Linked DNA regions of Homo sapiens: all the other regions are linked to region 1. A link is a loop called in an ENCODE intact Hi-C map of the cell type or tissue named here. Cell type or tissue: heart left ventricle. All regions are shown on one strand. Each heading gives the region's core, and the rest is flanking DNA. Links, peaks and the distances in the headings are about the cores only.

What was found. Peaks named below come from ENCODE experiments on the same cell type or tissue, not always from the same donor. Only the 100,000 strongest peaks of a DNase experiment are listed, where the experiment ranks them.
Region 2: a loop joins it to region 1, with 3 times the contacts of the local background. A loop is called at or near these places in 5 of 110 quality-filtered maps.
Region 3: a loop joins it to region 1, with 3 times the contacts of the local background. A loop is called at or near these places in 22 of 110 quality-filtered maps.

Annotation. Positions count from the first base shown.
Region 1 is chr6:127,187,905-127,192,904 of GRCh38, reverse strand. All of the region lies in intron 4 of RSPO3 (R-spondin 3), which reads right to left. The region is part of intron 1 of LOC105377989 (a long non-coding RNA gene); the gene reads left to right. Among named protein-coding and RNA genes, the nearest start is that of RSPO3, 72 kb to the right of the region's middle. In heart left ventricle, for the core only: a CTCF peak has its summit at 2,132; no DNase peak of the experiment used is centred there; H3K27ac peaks cover 1,662 bases.
Region 2 is chr6:126,030,227-126,037,691 of GRCh38, reverse strand. All of the region lies in intron 12 of TRMT11 (tRNA methyltransferase 11), which reads right to left. Among named protein-coding and RNA genes, the nearest start is that of TRMT11, 47 kb to the right of the region's middle. In heart left ventricle, for the core only: a CTCF peak has its summit at 3,879 (motif pointing left); no DNase peak of the experiment used is centred there.
Region 3 is chr6:126,801,497-126,808,961 of GRCh38, reverse strand. No RefSeq gene overlaps it. Among named protein-coding and RNA genes, the nearest start is that of RSPO3, 310 kb to the left of the region's middle. In heart left ventricle, for the core only: a CTCF peak has its summit at 4,525 (motif pointing left); no DNase peak of the experiment used is centred there.

The sequences.
Region 1 (5,000 bases), core at 1-5,000:
CTTCCTTTTTTATTCTGGTGACTTTTCATTGATGTGGTTAATATTTTTTTCAGGCTTTTTTGGCAATTTTGCAAACTAAGCATTCCAGTTATGACAATCTGACATATATACACACACATATATATATACACACACACGTGTGCTTTGCCATTCACTGAATATTCATGTTTGTGTGCATGTGTACACGCACGTACCTGCCTGAACTGGGTTTTGGAACATTCTAGTGATTAAAACAGCGTTCATCTCCCCTTGATGTTCTACCTATGAGGGTGTTTGGGTAGAAAACATCAAAGAGAATTTGCTATTAGCAGTCAAGTACAATCTGAGCCCTTGCAGAGAAGCACTATGGTGTAACATTTAAGTACACTGTCCTTAGGGCCAGAAAAATGCTGTTTTCAAATTCTAGGTCTGCCACCAACTAGTTGTGTGAACTCTGGCAAGTTGTTGATATTTCTCAGGATTAACTCTCTGATATATTTAAAATGTGAATAATCCTTACTTCTTGCTAAACTTCATAAGGATTAAATGAGATGCTGGTAGAGCATTTAGCATGGTGACTGGCATATGTTACTCATGGGACAAATGAAAACTAATATTATTAACCCCTTGCACAAACATGAACAAAGCCCCTACTCTGTGCCAAAAATGTGTGATAAAACCTGGGGATATAAGTTAGATATGGAGACTGCCAATAATTATAGTCACATGTTAATGCTAAAATAGAGGTGTGTACAAGGTCCTGTTGGGGGTACAGTGGGAAAGCATTGAACTCCATGAAGAGAGACTGAAAATGATTTCAGAGACTGAAAATAATTCCCCTGATGTAATGATGTTTGAGGTGAGCCTAAAAGAATGACTGAGAGTTTGCTAGGCTGATGAGGGAAGAAGTGCATGCCAGGCAGTGAACATGCACTAAGGCATGCAAGGACATGGTGAATCTGGGGCATTGAAAGTCAACTTCCTTGGTTTGATCAGAGTCTATATATAGAATATTACCCATAGAAGCTGGAAAGATATACGGGCTTCAATTGCCATGTTGGGAGTTTGTCCTGAGGACCAGTGTACTGAAAACTAGAGAAGGGCAAGTATTGAATTCAGATAGCAGGCCAGAGTTTGGATGTTTCTGTGATGAGTTTAGAAAAGGCCAATAGGCTATTCTTACATGTTGACCTTATTTCCTATTTCAGAAAATTGCTGTAAGTAATAAGATGCTGTAGAGGGAATGTAGTCAGTGGTTGGTATTTTTGAGCCTTAATTTTTGAAAGAGTAGCTAAAATCTCCATGTAGACCAAAAAGCCATATTTAAGATTTTGTTGCATAGTAGTATCACATAATTGAATTGATAATTGTTATTTTTAAGATTCTGAAATTATTTTCTGTTAGTATAAACACATACAGTCTTTTACATAAACATTTCCTATGGCCTTCTGCAGACAATGTTCCAAAACATATAAAAATACAGATTCCTAGATCCCACCCTTGGAGATTATGATTCAGTGGTTCTTATGAGGGGCCCAAGAACCTGTAGTCAACAACAAGTTCACACCCCTCCCCCCCAGTTTATTTTGATGTGCAACCACATTTAAAAGCCAAAGCTGCAGAGCAACAGAAGACCCAATTTCTTCAAATATATACTCTCAAAACTTACTTCAAATTGCATGGTTGCTCCTTTGTTTCTTTCATTTTTCCTAATGAATATCAAATACGTTTTTGACTTACTGTAGCTACTAATTTTAAGGCAAGTTTTCTTAATAGATAAATTTGGAATAGGCACCCAGATATAAATTAAATTAATTGCAGGTTATCTTTTTAAAACCTGTTCAAGTGCATATATGAACTAGAAAAAATAAACATGTAAAAAATGACAAAGAGAGTGATCCTGAATTATTCTTCCTAACTTGTATATATTTAAATTCCAAGTGAAAATGCAAACCATAGAACACGTTCAATATCCTTTAAACATAATGAGGTTATGAAAAAAAGAGTTGCTTTCCCTAGAATCACAACTGTAATTCACTTATTGAGAACCACTTAAATTATGAATAGCAGCTATTTTCTTGATGTTTGGATAAAATCTGTCTATAGGTCTTCATAAAAGCTGCTGCTTTGTGAATTTCTTGCGAAGTGTCACTAAGGGGAGCCATTGAGCTGTAAGTAGTTCACTTCCCAAGACAAACTAGGTTATAATTTTTACCCAAATGCTAAAAATGTATTCCACATTACAGACTGAGGACTAAATATCACGAATTATATGACTCAAACCAATTAAATAAGTATTACATTTTTCTTTTCTTTTTATTTGGTGTGGAATGAAATTCAACTGGAAGCCCATGGCTTTATGCCTTCTATAAAGCACTCACAGTGTGAAAAAGGGGTTGATCTTATTATTTTTGAATCTGGAATTGGACCTGATTATTATGTATAGAGAATGAAAATTCCAGCTTTTGTTCTTTTTTCTTTTTTGTTTTTTGTTTTTGAGACGGAGTTTTGCTCTTTTTGCCCATGCTGTACTGCAATGGCGCAGTCCTGGCTCACTGCAACCTCTGCCTCCCAGGTTCAAGTGATTCTCCTGCCTCAGCCTCCCGAGTAGCTGGAAGTACAGGTGCGTGCCACCGTGCCTGGCTAATTTTGTATTTTTAGTAGAGATGGGGTTTGGTTTTACCATGTCGGTCAGGCTGGTCTTGAACTCCTGATATCAGGTGATTTGCTTGCCTTGGCCTCCCAAAGTGCTGGGATTACAGGTGTGAGCCACTGTGCCCGGCCTGTTATTTTAAATTAAAATATCACTGGGAAAATTTGCAAGGAAGAGGAATTGCTATAGTATGACTTTTTTCTTTTGTGGGGGCAATTATAATGTATTGTGTAGATACATATTTACAGGCCTATATTATTATCAAGTAAATTGAGAAATGTCTTTTGTTTGTTTTAATAAAATAGAAAACTTCTTCTTGCTCTAAATTTAACCTAGGAATTTACAACAAATATAGTAAAAATATCAAAGAATGAATGTCTTTTGCTTTTTGATAAATAAGCACACAATTTCTCCACACTGAAATTTAAAGCTACCTGATTTACCTATGCGGTAGGTTACACACGAATTCTATTGCCTTTTCTATTTAATTTTCAAGATGCTTCTGATTAATTATTCAAAGAAAAATAATTTGATACATCATTACATACTCTACTAAATGCTATTAATTTGGGATATTACTTTGAGCCCACTTTTACAAAGATAGCTCTGACCATTAAAATATACTGAGATTGAAATAACATTTTATCATCAATTTCAAAGGACCAGTTTAAGAGAGGCACTCTATTTGTATCATGCTGTTTTGGGAATTTAGAAACAAGAACATAATGATTGGAAGGCACTGAGTATAAACTTTAGGAAATGAAAGCAGATAAACCCAAGCTTCTTAACATGGCCCTCAGGGTCCTTGTCCACTGTGATATGACCCCTGCTTACTTATCTACTTTGCTGGCCTCACACTTGTCTTTTTAGTCACCCCTGCACTTGTCCCACCATAATGTTTACTGATCCCATATATTGGATACATTTATCTAGAATGCAGTTTCTAGATCCCTTGCCCTAACTCAGACTTACTGTTGAATTATCTGGCCTTCAGGGAAACCTTCCTCACTCTCCTAACCTCTTCCTAGGCTGGACTATTTACATTTCTCCTCTCTGTGTTCTCAGCTCCCAATTAGGACCCTGCTGCAGATCAAGGTGAAGATGACCTGGATAGTTTGTTTTTAAAAATAGTAAGAATAATTATAACTACAATTCAACACACACTTTTATTAGGTTGGTGCAAAATAATTGTGGTTTGTGCCATTACTTTTAATATGTACCAGGCCAACTTCTAAGTAAGAGTACGGTGCCTAGAAGCTCTATTCAACCCCTGTTCTACAGATGAGGATAAGGAGGGTTCCTAACCACAGCACCCTTCTGCCTCCACATTATTTCTCAATAGAGCACAATGTGACATGCCATCCTTGTTTATGTCACTTCAGCTACTGAGGCAAGGAAAGAGCCCAGCTGTGGACTAACTGTTTAAAAGAGAGGAGTTTTATAAAAATCAAGATTTGGAGTGTACTTTCTTAATCTCTTGAAATTTGAATTTGCTGGGCAAGGAAAAGCTGCTTATCAGAAATTAACTCAGAACTTAATAGCATTTGGAATAAACTTTTTGAGTCAGCACCATTCAGCACTATCTCATTCTCTATTCTCTTTCTTTTTATTTTTGCTACAAGCCTATATTTTAGTATTTCCACTCCCCCAACATATAGAGGTATGATATATATATATATATATGTAACTTGAAAATTATACATCATTTATATCTAATTTAGAAATAATTTTCCATTAGACTACTACTGTTACATTTTTGAAGCTTTAATGAAATTATCACATATTTTCATATTTTGTTATACTTAATACTAAAAAAGAGAAAGAAAAATTATATAGCTTTAAAATTTTAAAATGCTACTTGAGGTTTGAATGCAGTCCTATTATAAATCATTTCACCTTATAGCAGACATCATAAATATCAGTAATCACAACTTTTTAGAATGTGTATTTTCATAGTCTGCTTTAAGCATAATAAACTCTCTTTTGCCTAATTAAATACCTTCCTTACAAATGGACCATTGCCAATAGGCCTTTACAAATTTTTTTCTCTGTTGTTTAAATAATTTTATTATCCACTAAAGACTCAGAATCTGAAATTTTGAATGTTGGCTCAATGTCGTGACAGAGGTTTCCATAACCCTTTCATTCAAGCTAACTCCATTCCACCTCATTGCTTCTGCTGCCTGGAACCCCAGCCTGGAATCCTTGCTTCCATTTAAAAGGGCCATTAGCTGGAGTCCAAAAGAAACTATTAAAGGCACTGGGTATTGCATACTAGGATGCCTTCCTGTTCTATGTTAAAAGAACAGTTAAAAGTGATCAGGGGAGAAAGTACCCAAAGATTTTTAAAAATATTGGCAATGTTTAC
Region 2 (7,465 bases), core at 1,143-6,142, 1.2 Mb after region 1:
CCAAAATAATGTTGGCACATTTGTTTATTCAGAAACTGTTTTTGCCACATATATTTTTAAAATCACACCAAAAACCCAGATTATCAAAAATTAAACATGCCCAGATTTCCTGATTCATCAAAGAGAAATAGGTAGCTACTGAAATTTTATGGCACCCAAGTATATTACAGTTCCAAATTCCTGCAAACACATGAAAACATGTTAAAGGTTACTATTAATAACTTCAGTCTACATACAATCCCCAAAAAGATAAATTTTAGAGAGTCAATGTGTAGGTATACAACTAAAGATACCAAATGAAAGGTAACATTTGCTGGTTATTTTGTATGGACCAAAAACAATACTAAATGCTTTATATGTACGACCTAACAAAACTTGTCAGCTCTAAGAAATAAGTAAACGATTAGTACCACTTTACAGATGAGGAATTACTTAAGAGTACAGGTCCAAGATAATACACCTGGTAAGTGGCAGAGCTAGGCTTTGAACACAGATCTGTTTGACTCTAAAGACTGCACCCTTAATTACAATGTAATGAGGTTTTCTCCAAAAGAGCTATCTTCTTCCCCAACTCAAGAAGCAGGAGGAGCTCTGAGAATATAGGTGATGGACTAAGGCCATGACAGCTGAGGAGCCCACCAAGAAAGAAGTAGAACTGGATGAGAGGTCTTACTAATGAAGGCCTATTAACTAAGGATATATTTCAATGGCACAGACTTTTCATATCAAGAGGAGGTGTAAGAGCCACAGGGAAGCTGAAGGATAACAAAACCCTGAAAGAACAGATGACTCCACAGGTAGACTCAAGTCTGGTCCACATATCAGGACTGTGCCAGGATAACGGCAACACAGAACAATGTTCCACCATTTAACGTCAACTACTTCAACTTTCATCAAAAGTCTGACTGAAGTCCATCAACTACTCCTCCAGGTATTCGAAATTCTGTCCTTATGTCAGTAAGATCACTAGAAAACTTGATCACTTCCTAAGCTGTGTTAGCTTAATCCTGGCAGAATGTTTTTCTTCGGTTTTTATTTTAAAGCTATGTCCAGATGCTGTCATCTTTTCAGCTACCATGTTGATCCTCACAATTCTTGGCATTGTTCCCCATCCAGTCATCAAAATCAGAAACCTGCGTCAAATCCCTCTTCTCAGATTTGGTCAGTCCTAAAATCTTAACTCGTATATCCTAAACATCTCAAATCCACTTCTCTCCACTCATAACTCCAACATTTAATCTAGGCCTCCCTCATCCCCGCCTCTTTTCCGTAAATGGCCAGCTGCCCTGCCTCCAGTGTTTCCTTCCCTAGTGTATTCTCCATACTGAGACCAAACCTAATTTATTAAAATGCAAATTTAATATGCCAACCGCTTGGCTAAAATCTAAATAAGTTCAAATTGTCCATAATTCTCAGGCTTTCCCTTGATATCTGGGGCTTACATTCAATTACCTATCACTTTGCAGAATGACATCTCACTTTCCTCTGTACAAGGGGAATCAGAATGCAGTCAGGTATTCTAGCTCTGCCCTCATGTCCACTATTCTCCTCATGGCCCCTCTAGGCCATGCAAGATCACCTCCCCCTCAAACTGCCTGTGGATTACTTCATGGAATATTCTAGAACTGCAGTAGTAAGGAGGCTAAGGTAGGACAGAAATGTGATTCCAGCAAGCTGACCCAGGCTCAATTACTAGCGTGCCTAGCTGACCTAAGCTGTGGTTATGCAGCTCACAAGAGGGAGGCAGAAGACAAAGCCCAAAGCACAATGGAAGATGGGCTTCCTCTACGGACCAAAGGAAGGGATTAATAAAATAGTTTATCTTTGACCAGAGGGATAGAAATAGGGCAACTATTGGTAATAAAATCAGAGAATATAAAGATTAGAGTCAGAGACTGGGAATGAACAGCAAAAGCCTGAAAAATCCAAAAGTAATGATTAAAATGTATGCTAACGATTATTGAGAAAACACTCACTACTTAAGACATTCTTTTCTGTAATAGTTTAGACCTCTCAGAATAAAGGCAAAATAAGCCCTTAACCGACCATGTGTTCTATTCAGTGCTATGGGGACACGGTGGCAAAGACATACATGCTACTGGAGAAGGTGGGAAAGATCATTAACCTTAGAAATGCAACTCCTGGGGAGAAAATGCTATTTTCTTATTTCCCAGGTAGTAGAGCAGAATCAGTGTGAAGTGTATGTTTGGGTTCTGTGCTAAAATGTCCCCTTTCTAGAAGACCAAATGACTCCTGATTGCAAAACACAACATCTATCATTTATAACAGAAACTCTGGAAAACCCAAAAGCTCCAAATCCCTTACACAGCCAGAGATCTGGCAGGCGCCAGTCTATTATCTAGCAGCACAAGTCCTGCTTCGAGTAAGACATTCCAAGGACTTTGGCTACTATTTTCACTTAAGTGGAAAGACCATAGTTCATAAAATATTTCTCACGAAACACTCAGTATGTCTATGGTCCAACACATATCACATATAATCATACATATAAATACCACATATCTATGAACAATACACATTTAAAATATACCCAGACCATACGAAATATACTATACTCTATGCAGCATTCAGAACTTTTATTACCTTAATGCTAAAAAAAAATGGCAAACTCATTTTTTGTTTTCTCTTTTCTCTCTACCTCTCTTTCATCCTATCTTTGGTTTAGTTTGCCAGGGCTTACATCTGAGACGATGATATTCAACTCTACATATTTTTCATCACCTTTTCATGACTCTTCTCTATTCACATTCCCTGCGCGTCTCAACCAGGAATATCTGCAAGTTGTTTTTTTTTCAGCACAGTATCTCAAAGGCCAAAGTGCTTACTTAAAAGGAGAAGAGTATCCTCAGCAAACACAATCTTTGATCTCCCCATTAACTCAAGCTCATCCCAGTGTTTGACTTTTGGTTTCGCTAACATTTCTAAATCTGTCTACCACTATTCATTGTGATATCACCTACGTATCATAAAACCCGAGTTCTGCCAAAGTTTAGTAAGCAAAACCTATTTGATGGAAAAATAAAAACACACAAGAATTAGGAAATGGCAAGAGAGAAGACTATGGTGATAAAAAGACTACAATTTCCAAATTTCTTAACCATTGATAGTAATTAAGACGATATGAATAAAATATTAAGACTATTGACTATACTATTATCATTTTTTATAATCAGAAGAGTTTCTGTAGGTAAATTTGTGCTAGCCATAAATGGCTACATAAGGAAGACATACAGCATTCAGCCCTATCATTTATCCTTTTAAGACAATCAGCAATTGTAAACATTATAAGAAATACACAAGTTATGATTCAAGAAAGGAAGATATATTTCCTACCAAACTATGTGTTATTACATAATTATTTAATTTTCCGTATCTTTTTGCAGAAAAGTATCATCTAAATTTTACAGATAGGGACACAAGGGGGCTAAAGAGTTTAAATAATCTACCACAAATCACACAGCTGGTAAGTAGCATTGCCAGAATTGTAGCCTAAATCAGACTTCAAAACTCATGTTTTTCCCATTGTGATTCTCTTTTTTTTTTAGTAGAAATTACATCAAAACAATGGCTAAAGAGTTAATTTCCCACATGGTGGATTAGTGGGTCATTCAAAATAGAGTTTGACATTTAGAGGACATTCCTCACTGAACAGCAACATTATGGTAGCACATATTTCAGATCTAAAGTTTTAGGCAGGACTCCTTTAACCACTGTCCCACCCAGCCAATTTCCTGTCCTATCAGTACTGCTAATTCTAAACATAAACCACTCGAGGAATTTTAACACACTTGCCAAAGAAACCAAAGGAAGGCTTACAAATTGGTAGTTAACTTTCATGTGTACACTACCCTCTGCTGGCTGGAGCATAGCAATCCTTCTTTAGAGTACTTCCTGATGTGAACTGAAATAGCTTACAGCACAGCAGACCATGCATCTGCCAGGAGCACCGTTTTGATAGCTGTTTGTGAGTCCCGGATTGCTGTAAACATCGAGAGTCCCACAGTCCCAACATGACCAGGCTGGCCTTTTCCTCAGGGAATGTTAGCATTTATTCACACCATTTCATTTTTAAATAATGATGGAGAAATAGACAACTACATATTCACCTCAGCGATTCTAACGTGTAACACTGTCTCAGTGTCCGACCTAAAATTCCAAACTACTCTCTAGAACAAGAAAGAAAGGTATATAAACGTGACCTTATTCAAGTCAATCTATGTTTACAACTATATATCAAAAATACAGCATTAAAAAGAACCCAAAAAGATGCTAAAGCGATTTCAGCCACTTATAATAAATTTTAATCTAATGGGGAATTCATTCTCAAGAAAATAAATCAAGCTGTATGTTCTGTAGTCACATTTGAAACTGCTGCTTTAAACACAACTCATGACCCTCTGGATTATACTGTGAGAATACATATATAAAAAAAGTTTCTCAAACTGACCATCATAAACTGCTCAGACTTCCAACATACGAAAGATTCTTCATTGAGAATTCCACTTAGATAAAACGATCCTCCTAATTACTGCCTTCTCCCAGTATTTGCTATTCTCTTTTATCACCTCCTTCTTAAATAAAGGGAAGGTGTTATAATTTTCCACAATACGTCAATTCAGCTGCTTTATTGGTTTGCTTCTCATGAGAAATGAGGCCTAGGGATCATAGGATTAAAATGTTTTTGTCCCACTGATTTTTGAAGAGTAGTATCAGGGTAATGATAAAATTCAATGTATTTTCAAACAGAAAACTTTTGGCTACCATAACTATCTGTTCCTACTCTTCCTTTAAATGGATGATTTAAATACCACTGATGTGATTGTTTTTATTCTAGAACAGCCTAGAGTAATCACTTAAAAGTCAGTATTCTTTCCATAAATATTTATTGCATTGTGAGCAAAAGAGTCAAGTTCCGTGAATTCACAGAGCTTGTACGTACAGTGGTGGGAGAGACAGACATTAAACAATGTACATCCAGACATATACTTACAAACTGTGATTAAACACTGGCAAGAAAAGAATATGGGAAGAATAGAAGGAAACACCTATCCAGAAGCGGTGAAGGGAAAGGACAAGAAAGGCTTCTCTCAGGAAGTGACATTTATCTGAGACCTAAAGGATGAATTAAATTTACTCATATGAAAAGAGGGGAAGAAAACATTCTAGGAAGAGGAAACACAGTGCGTGTGAGAAGACTCTGAGACTAAAAGGAGGTAAATCCATTCTGGGACCTGAAAGACTACGGCCAGGGTGGATAACAACTGGTAAGCAAAAGGGAAGGTGGCACAAGATGAGACTGGACAGGCCAGAAGTAGATCAGGCTGACATAAAGGTTATGTAAAGGATTCTGAATTTTATTCTAAATTCCGCAGAAAGCCATTGATGAGATTTAAGCAGAGGAGTTTCCTTATCTATTTATATTCTGAAAGATACTCTGGCCACCATGTAGGGCATGGAATGGAGGGAGAAACTGCAGAAGCAGAGAAATCAGTAGAAGATTATTACAGCAGCCTAAGAAAGCAGTACTGCCCCATGGTCCTGGGAGTAGGGATGGGGAATAAAAACATATACAAGAAAACAATCATCCGCTCAGTTGTCCCAAGCCAGATTTCTGAAACATCACCCTTAGCTCATCTCCCTCACCCCAATTATCCAATTAGTCACCGAGTCCTGCCATATCTACCTCCCCGCAAAATTCTCAATTCCAACAAGTCCCCTACAATCTCTATTCTAGCTTCCTTGGTTTATAGCCTCACCATCTTTGCCTGACTATTCCAGGAGCCCCCTCAGTAGTATCACAGCTAACTTTCCACAGCTCAAATTCACTAACACAGTGAAGCTAGGAGGACCTTCACAGAACACAGAGCTTCTGCCACTCTCCAAACATCCCTATGGGCTTGCCCTTTTACCAACAGGATAAACTTGAAACTGTTCAGTAGGTAAGGTCCCTCAACACTGGGCTTCCCTCTCTTTAGTCTTCCAGGTCATCTCCAGCTGATCCTCCCCCACTGCTCAGTATTTCCAGCTACACTGAAGTCCAGGGTTCCCCACATATACCACAATGCCTCTCATGCTTCTGTATCTTGCTTAAATTTTTGGCTTTCCAACCAAATTCCCCATCTCTTTTGCCTCAAGCACCATCTCCTTAGGTAGGTGCTTTCCTATGTTCACACAACACCTCTCACAGATCACTACAGAACACAAGATGCTATGTTGGAATATGGTTTGAGTGGCCATTTCTCCTGATGTGCAAGTTTTCTAAGGATAAGAAGCCTTAGTCTGTTCAGCCCCAACACCTGACACGAATGGTCCCATAAACACATGTTGCGTGATGAAAACTATGGCCTTCCTCTCAAGGAACAGGTAATTAAGTAAGAGAAATAAAGTATACAAAAATAGGAAAAGTATATGAATGTAAAAATTGTTAAGCAAATGGCTTTTTTTCCTATTTCTCATAGTACCTTTTCTAAAAGTTCACCTGTCCTCAATTCTTACATTTAGTATCTGCTTATTTACTCAGCAAAAACAAAAACAAAAAAACTTGCATCCTTCTTTACAGAGCAAACAGCAGTTATCAGATATGAATTTCCTCAACCTCCTTGCCCCAACCACCATGCCCATCCTCTACTACAAACTGGCTCCTACTCGCTTCACTGTAAAGTCTCATCTCCTGCACCGCTCCCTATCAATATAATGATCAAGTCAAAATTCTCTCCTGGTGTCCCTTCATTGCCAAGAGTTAATTTAATAGAATTCCTGAAACTTCAGTGAAAATATCTAACAATGGTCATCAATTTATAAAATCACTATTCTTTAAAAATAAGATATTTCCACTTTCTAGAGGATGAAGTTGCAGAGCTCTATAGTCATTCAGCAGAAAACCAAATGGCTTCTATTTTAATTGTAGGTCAGGTTTAAGCTGTCCTTTTACTCACTGACAGTTCCTGATAATGATATAATGATTTCTTCTACCTCCCTAGTATTAACCTTAAGTCATTTATAGTCTCAAAGTGACAGTAGTTTATACAAAACAGCAGCTTCATTGCAAACGCTTGAATACAAATGGCTTATGAAATTTATTCTATGATAAGTGAAAACCAGTGATGCTGTCACCATAGTGAAAGCCACCAAACTAGAAGTGTTCATCCAATTTTGTGGGGAAAAACTTTTTAGATTCATGGAACCGATTAAAGCTATGATATACATTCTTAAGTAAGGTGTGAGGAAGAAGGCAAAGAGATGGAAGAGAAAAACAATGGGTCGGTTTATTTTCTTTTAATCAGCAGAGAGTGAAATGAAATGTAAATGACAGTGCTGAATATAACGGGGCTCAGTTCAGCTTCAGGGTAATTACCCATGTCCAGCTTTTGTTTAAAAATCCTGCTCTCCTTATCAAAGCTTCCCACTGTTCTACATCTGGTACTGGACAGTAGCTATAGAAACC
Region 3 (7,465 bases), core at 1,434-6,433, 390 kb after region 1:
GTGTTCTGATTTTTAAAAAAGATCAAAAGCAACTAAAATAGAAATTTATTTTTCAATCTTGTATAGAATACTCAGTCTTATTGAATGTCATATGACACCTTTCTTATGTCCTGGAGGGGGGTGGGGGGTGGCTGTCAGGGAAGGGATTTTCCCCTTGGAGGAAAGCTTTTCTTCATAAAAGACTGACAGGCAGTGCGGTAAAACTAATGCTATTGCTGGTCCTCCTCCTGAGACCAGTTTAGCCACGCTTTTTTTTTTTTTTCTATGAGGACCTTCGGGATTGGCCTTGGAAGCATTTTTGTTTCCTCCATTAAATGTGGAGAAAAAAATGTGGTGGAAAACACTGCTGGAATTCACATTTCTAATGCAACCCACCTAATAATATAACTTTGTATAAACAATTTTTTCCTATTTGTTCTGAGTCAATACTCTATAAAATAGAGACACATTATCAGTTAGCTAGCTCCAGGAATAAAATAGACAAGCTAAAAACAGTATTCATTTGAGCAAATGTATAACATTGAATTACTATGATGCAGCCTTTTAGGTAGTAACTTGTTGGAGTCTCTAATCCCCAAAATACTGAGTACCACAAATTGTATTTGTAGTAATATTTAGCAAATTAGGAAATCAAAGAAATGTCTTAGCTTTTTGCTTCTGCTTAGCACATCATTGTGGATATTATCTATGAAGAAAACAAACACACATAAAAAACTTACTTATGATAAAGTATATTCATAGGAACAATACACTAGGATGCATTTTCAAAAGCACTGTTTTTAGGACATAGGGATTGTGATGTCTTGAAAAAAAATCAAGTATCATTATGAAAACAGAGTATCATGAAATATCATGTGCCTTTAATAACTTCCTTATGCTGTGAAGTCATGCAACAACTCATTTATTATTTCATTCATGAGCGCTTGCCATGTGCTCTAGGCACTGGGATGAGGAGATGAACAAGATAGACAAAAGTCTCTGCCTTCATAGACTTTTTATTGTACTAGGAAGTGACAAGGATACCTTTATAAATATTCAGAATAATGACAGGTGATGATAAATGCAATGAAAAAAAGGTAAAGCATCCCAAAGGGTAGAGATTGAGCACATGTGCAGAGGAATGGAGGAAGAAGTGGACCTGGGTGGTGGAAGAGGGAACATTTGAGCAGAGAGAAGAACAAAGTGAGGGAGGGAGCCATGGGGAAAACAGGACATGAGGAAAAGGGGAATTCCAGCAAGAGGCATGAGAACATGCAGAGGTCCTGAGGTCTGTTCAAATAAGAGGCCAATGTGTTTGGAAAAGAGCTGGTTGAGTGAGTAGAGGAGCGTGGTAAGAAATAAGCCTGAAAAAAGGAGGGAATGGGAGGCTATGGAGAGCCTTCAGGCCATCTTAAATAGTTCATATTTTCCTCTATCGCTTATATTTTCAAACAGAAGTTATATGTCTGTAATTTATACTATGTTTAGGAAAAGCAATATAATGTAGCCAGCAGCATTTTTATAATCACTGAAATATTTCATAATTAAAGATCTATGATACAGCAATAGAATCAATCACTGAAATATTTCATAATTATATTAAAGATCTATGGTATAGCAATGGATTGAGACACTTTTATCATTCATCTTTTATTTCTGTTTCGTTTTCTTTACGGTCCATGATGCTTTCATGAAATAGAGTGTATTACTCTTTTATATTACAAGTGATAGCAAAGTATTGGTAGTATTTACCAATATTACAAAAGACTATGTTGAAAAGTGGCTTTATAATTATTGTAAAAATTCCAAAATTTGCCTACCTTAAATAATCTTGGAAATGTCATTGTGTAGGTAAAAAGTAAATGAAGTCAGGATATCAAATAGTAAAAAGACTTGATTTTGTTAGCTTTTCAGATCTCTTCTGACTACCCGGTATGTGCCAGACATGGTGTTAAATTTTGCAGGTTTGAATCAATTAAGATATTGTTCTTTGTTTTAAAGTACTCATAATCCATGAAAAGAATTGTAGTGGGATACATTGAATTTCAACCCTAAAATGGGATACATTTCATAAAAGTGTGCACAGAATAATAAAGTTGCCTTCCTACTCTTGTTCTGAATAATTTAAATCATCTTGCCTAACAGAACAGATGAGAGAGATGCCCTAGTCTGGCCAAGTAGCAGAAAGCAGTAGTGAGGAGCACCAGCACAAGGATGTCCAAGATGTGTTAGAGAAGCTCTCTGGTTTCAATACAGGACAATGTACAGTCAAAGAGATAGTGTGATATTATGGAAACACACAATTTTCAGAGCCATACATACATACAGGCATACAGGGAGACATACAGCTTTCTCTCAAAGAAGCATCTGAATTTGAGTATATTGAACTTTTTGACCCCTGTGTAAGATGGAGATAACAATAAATTTTTGCAAGGGTGTTTTGAGGTGTAAATCAATTCACATAGTTCACTGCACTTGCCATAGAGTAGGTTAGCTCCCCATCTGGCTGAACAATAAAAATAAACTTTCTTCTGTGGCGCAGGACTTATTTAACAGTGGACAGCTCTGTAGCTGTTCTCAATGTCACAAAATTGCAGTGAATACTAGACCTTGAGTATATAACTTACCTACCCCATAAAGGTGTTGGGAAGATGAATATTTGTAAGGTACGTTAATTACTCACGGGTCAAAAGCGCTTGTGAGTGCAAAGTCCCCTTCATAGGCATTATCACCAGCAGGTTCCACTGCTTTCCCTCAGAAACACTGTGAGAGAGAAAAGATGCCTTTTAGGAAAGCAAATTTTCTTATGTTTTCCTTCTGCCACCACTGGAAGAAAAATGCAGTATTTCAACGAGAAATATTACCACATTGCTTGTTCTTGAGGGATTTCCAGAAGAAATACCACAAAAATGCTTTTCTTTGAGGGTATTCAGACTAAAATTCTTACAGATTGAATACATATCAACATAGCTCATATGTAGTATATAGTCTGGTTTTTATTGTTGTTGTTGTTCTAGAAAGAGTGACATGTGGAAATCCAAGGAATTTCTTTATTTGATGGAGGACAGAGAGTGATTAGTCTGCTAACATGAAAAGCAAATTCCTCTGAACAATCCTGAGCAATACAGAACTCCCATTTACAAGATGAAAAAAAAGACCCCCAAATTAAGTAAAGCAATACCAATTTAATAATAAAAATACGAGTATAAATTTTGCAAAGGAATTTTTTTTAACCTTTCAATGCAGATGATGGCAGATTTTATACCTTCCTTTTAGAAGGCCTCTTTTCAATTAAAAAAAAATATTATTAGTGCTTTGGTAATTTGACAAGGAAGTAGTTACTTCCCCCATCCCTATAAATAGAAAACTACATCATTAATTTGAGCATAGATAATGGACAACTGCTGAATTAACCAGAATCATTTAGGGTAATGGCATCCTAAAATAATAGAATCCATCAGCTTGGTTCAGCACCTACTATGTGTAATTTACTTTGGCAGTGGGAACTACCAATAAGCAGGGGAATGAGAGTAAGTAAAATGAGTATTGCCTCTAAACACCAGAATTCACACCTTAGTTTTTATATGCAGTTGGACTAGTTGCTTAACTTTCCTAGTCTTTAGCTTTTTCAGTGTGAAAGATGAAGAAAGCAGTACCATCCCTTCCATTTGTTGGGAGGATTAGGATAAAGTGAATTTTACATAGTGAGTGTTCAAAAGCTGATAGCGCTGCTGCTGTGCAAGATGAACTTATGTGGTTATTCAGGAGCTTACTGTCTATGTGAGGAAATCTAACAAACCCTAAAACAGACTTTTAAAATTAGAGATTGCACAGGAGAATAGATTGTAAAATATTAAATCAATTTCACAGCTAGGAGCATATATTTATAATTTTATGATTAGTAATAATTAAATTTTGTAAACTCAAATTCGCAATACACTTTTAGTATTCTTTTTTTAAAAATGTCAACTGAAAATATCTACTAAATTCATTATAAAATCTGGGTATTTATTTGTTATTGGCTGAAATTTTTATTTTGTTATGTTCATTACCATTTTAGTAATCTATTAATTACTGAATAATAAGGTAATAATAACATATGAAATTATGCTGATTCCTCAGAAACTGGGTCTGAGATTCTAACTCCAGCTACTAACTTTGCCATAACTAACTTTTTTTAGTGTTCTCTGAAATAAAAGTTCTGGGATAAATTTCTCCTCTATGTTTATCTATGAGAAATGATACTTCAAGCCGAACAAACTGTGTTCGTTCTCTCCCACACACAGAACATGAAACATTCTAAGTCTCTCCAGTGCGACTGATGATGCCAAGTTAGCCAGTGTTGGTCTGTTTTCTTTAAATGAGATGGCTGTGTGTGTGTTCATTTGAATAACATGTTGGCTACTGAAAGACTTTCAGCATCTATAGTTAATTAAAAAGGAAAGCACAAGTTTTAATTTCTTCTTGTACTCTTGTTACTAAAAATTTCTCTTCAGAATCTGAAGCTAAACCTTTCTTCTCTGACCCCAGCCTTGTTAGTGCTGCCACCTACAGGAAAATATGGTAGCAAAATAATGAGGCATTCATGTGAAACCCTGTAACCGAATGGACCTCCTCCATCTGCCCCTATACTAACCTCTGTAAGCCACTGCTAACACACACAAATAATAGTTGCACACATATGCATACATGCTCTCCAAATTTACTCGCTCAGGTGTTCCATTCCTGATGGTTTACAGTGACTTAACTCTACTAAGTCAGTATACTAAATTGTAATGGTCTATTCTCTCCTTTATGCCAGTCCCTGCATTTTAAAAAGTAAAAATTGGTAGTGTTTTGTCTGTCGTATGCCTGGATTGAATTTTTATGCCCACTAATATTCATACTGAAATGTCAGGCTGGACACTTGTGTTGTAATTACATAACATGAGGAGAAAAGTTGAGTGATGTGGTGAATGAAGTGTTGGCTTTTTGCCAGAGATGCAGGTTTCAATCTGACCTATAGTTCTAGACAATATGAATAGTCTTAGCCCGGTCCCTAGGGTCAGTGGTCTATGGCAGATAAACCTTTGAATGTAATTCAACACAGTAGGCAGTCCTGTGAGGTTGAAAGCTGGGACTGTGTTTGCAAAGAGGATTAAATACTTCCCCACTTAGACAGGGAGAGAGAAAGAGCGAGAAACTTTCTTGCTAAGACTTCAATTCATTGGAAACATTCACACCTGAGTTCTTTGTACCTGTTACAGAGAAGCAATGGTGCCCATTTTCAAAGCCAAGCTAAAAATGTCTATAATGATATTTTTGCTTTCTGCAGTTAATCTGGCTATACTTTCAGTAAAGAAGTAGGGCAATTTCCTCCCAAACCTTTAGGCCAACATCACCATCAAGAACATTTCATTTCCCCAGCTGTTGCCAAGGATGGGTCAGGAAGGTAAATGTGTCAACCCCACTCCCAGTATAGTCAAATTGGTTGTTGCTTCCTGGAGAGCTGTGTTGAGAAGGTTGAGGTAAAGCCTGGACTCAGCAGGAAATTGTGCCCTGATTAAAATAATGGCTGCCAGAGGTGAGATCCCCAGAGGTGGTTCTGCGTATATAACCTATTTGGCCATCTCTGGTCTACATGCTATAAAATTCGTTTCGAAAGAGTTCTTTTTAAAAAAATATTTTCCCCACTAGAGAAAAGTCTACAGGAAATATAGAAATATTGAAAATGATAATACAAGCTTAAATATATAACACATTTCCATCATATTTAGATAGGAAGGCAACAGTTACTGGCAGGGTGTTGAGTGAAAACAGGATTGTGGGTTTTATGCATTTAGATGAGTTGGGAATACTTGTAAGTAGGGCAGTATGGAACAAGGATACAGAACCACATTACCATTTTAAGTCCCGTTAAGCAATTTGCCAGCTCTGTAACGTGGCTCATTTATGCACATTGGCAGACCCTTGTAGGGCCATAGCCTGAGACTGGCTCATATGCAACAAGATTTCCTTTCTGAGGCAGTCATCACTCGAGTCTCTATGCTGCTTTGGTATGACATCTCGTGGCTGTTGATTTGACTTCCTGCCTTACCTTTATCTAGGATCCTGATACCTGTATATCTTCCAGTTCTGGACTCCTCACTGGGTTTGAGTCCGCACTGGGGTTCTCCCAGCTTTGTCTCAGCAACATAGCCCAGTTTTTGGCATCTCTCCAATCACCCAGGTTGTGTCCATACATGATTCCTATCTTAGAATCTTTATTTTGCTGCTTTGCATGACCCTGTTTCCCTGCATAGTGTCAGTATAGCAGATAACAAACTGGGAAGAAAAAGTCACTCTAGCAAAGGAAAGAACTTAGGAAAAAGGTAGAAGCAAAAATAGAAATAGGTCTAGGAGAAATCAGATTAGTAGATTACCTTGGAGAATGGCGGGAGGACAAATTATAGGTAAGATATCAGGAGAAATGTTCTGTGTGGTCCCATAAGAAGTTCAAGCAGATGATTAATGAATGTTTTGGTCAGATTCATTATAGGAAATAAAGAATACGGAAAATCAGTTTTTCTCAAGAAACTTGGGAACTTGGAGCCTTAAAGAACTGTTGAAGGAAACTCTGGGGAACATAGTGGTCTAGTGTCAGAGGCACAGTGGAGGAAGGGGAAAGAAAGCTTGATGAGCGAGAAGGTAACACTTAGTCACTTTAGGTAATGTGCCGTGTTAATTCTTTGCTGCAATTCCCTGGGGGTCCAGTAACCCTTAATACCACCCACTCTTGAGTTTGTAGATGATTATTTTAGTGGCAATTAAAACAGAGGTGAGTGTGTCTGTGTGTGTGCGTGTGTGTGTGTGTTTTAATAAAGTAGGCTTATGTGAAATTGTTTCAGGGAAAAAAAACATCCCCAGAGCAACGTGAATTTCATTCCCAGGCCCTTTCTTTTCTTCCCCAAAAAATAAAATAAAAGACCCTGACTCTAAGATTTAGTTTTGGAATGGCTGATTTAATCCCTGCTGTTAGGACCTCACACTTTCAAAAATTAATTGGGTCAATCAACATGCCAGAAAGCAGAAAAGCAAAGCACACTTTAGTTAAATTCTAAAAGGGAAGGTGCTTCTTAAATTCACTGTTGCTTGCATACCGCATATTCACATAAAAGTACCATAGCTTACTCATTTCTCTAACCATAAATTTCTGAAGGTTGAGAAATAATGAGATATTATCCTAAAATATACAAACACTGTAGGTATGTGTTGATAGATAAAGTACCAAGTAAACAGGAGATGCTCCTAAACTAGCTCTAAAAAGATTCATTTAGTTTCTTAAAAAAATAAATAAACAAAAATAAAACAAAAAAGCATCAAGCAATTTAAATATTTCATAAATGAAGAGTATGGTATAGACGGTTTTTCCATGAAATCCACTTGCAAGAAATACTCTACTTACATTGTTATTATAGTTCATTTTTTGGTTTAAGGCTTCTTTTGAAAATGACATGAAAAATCTATG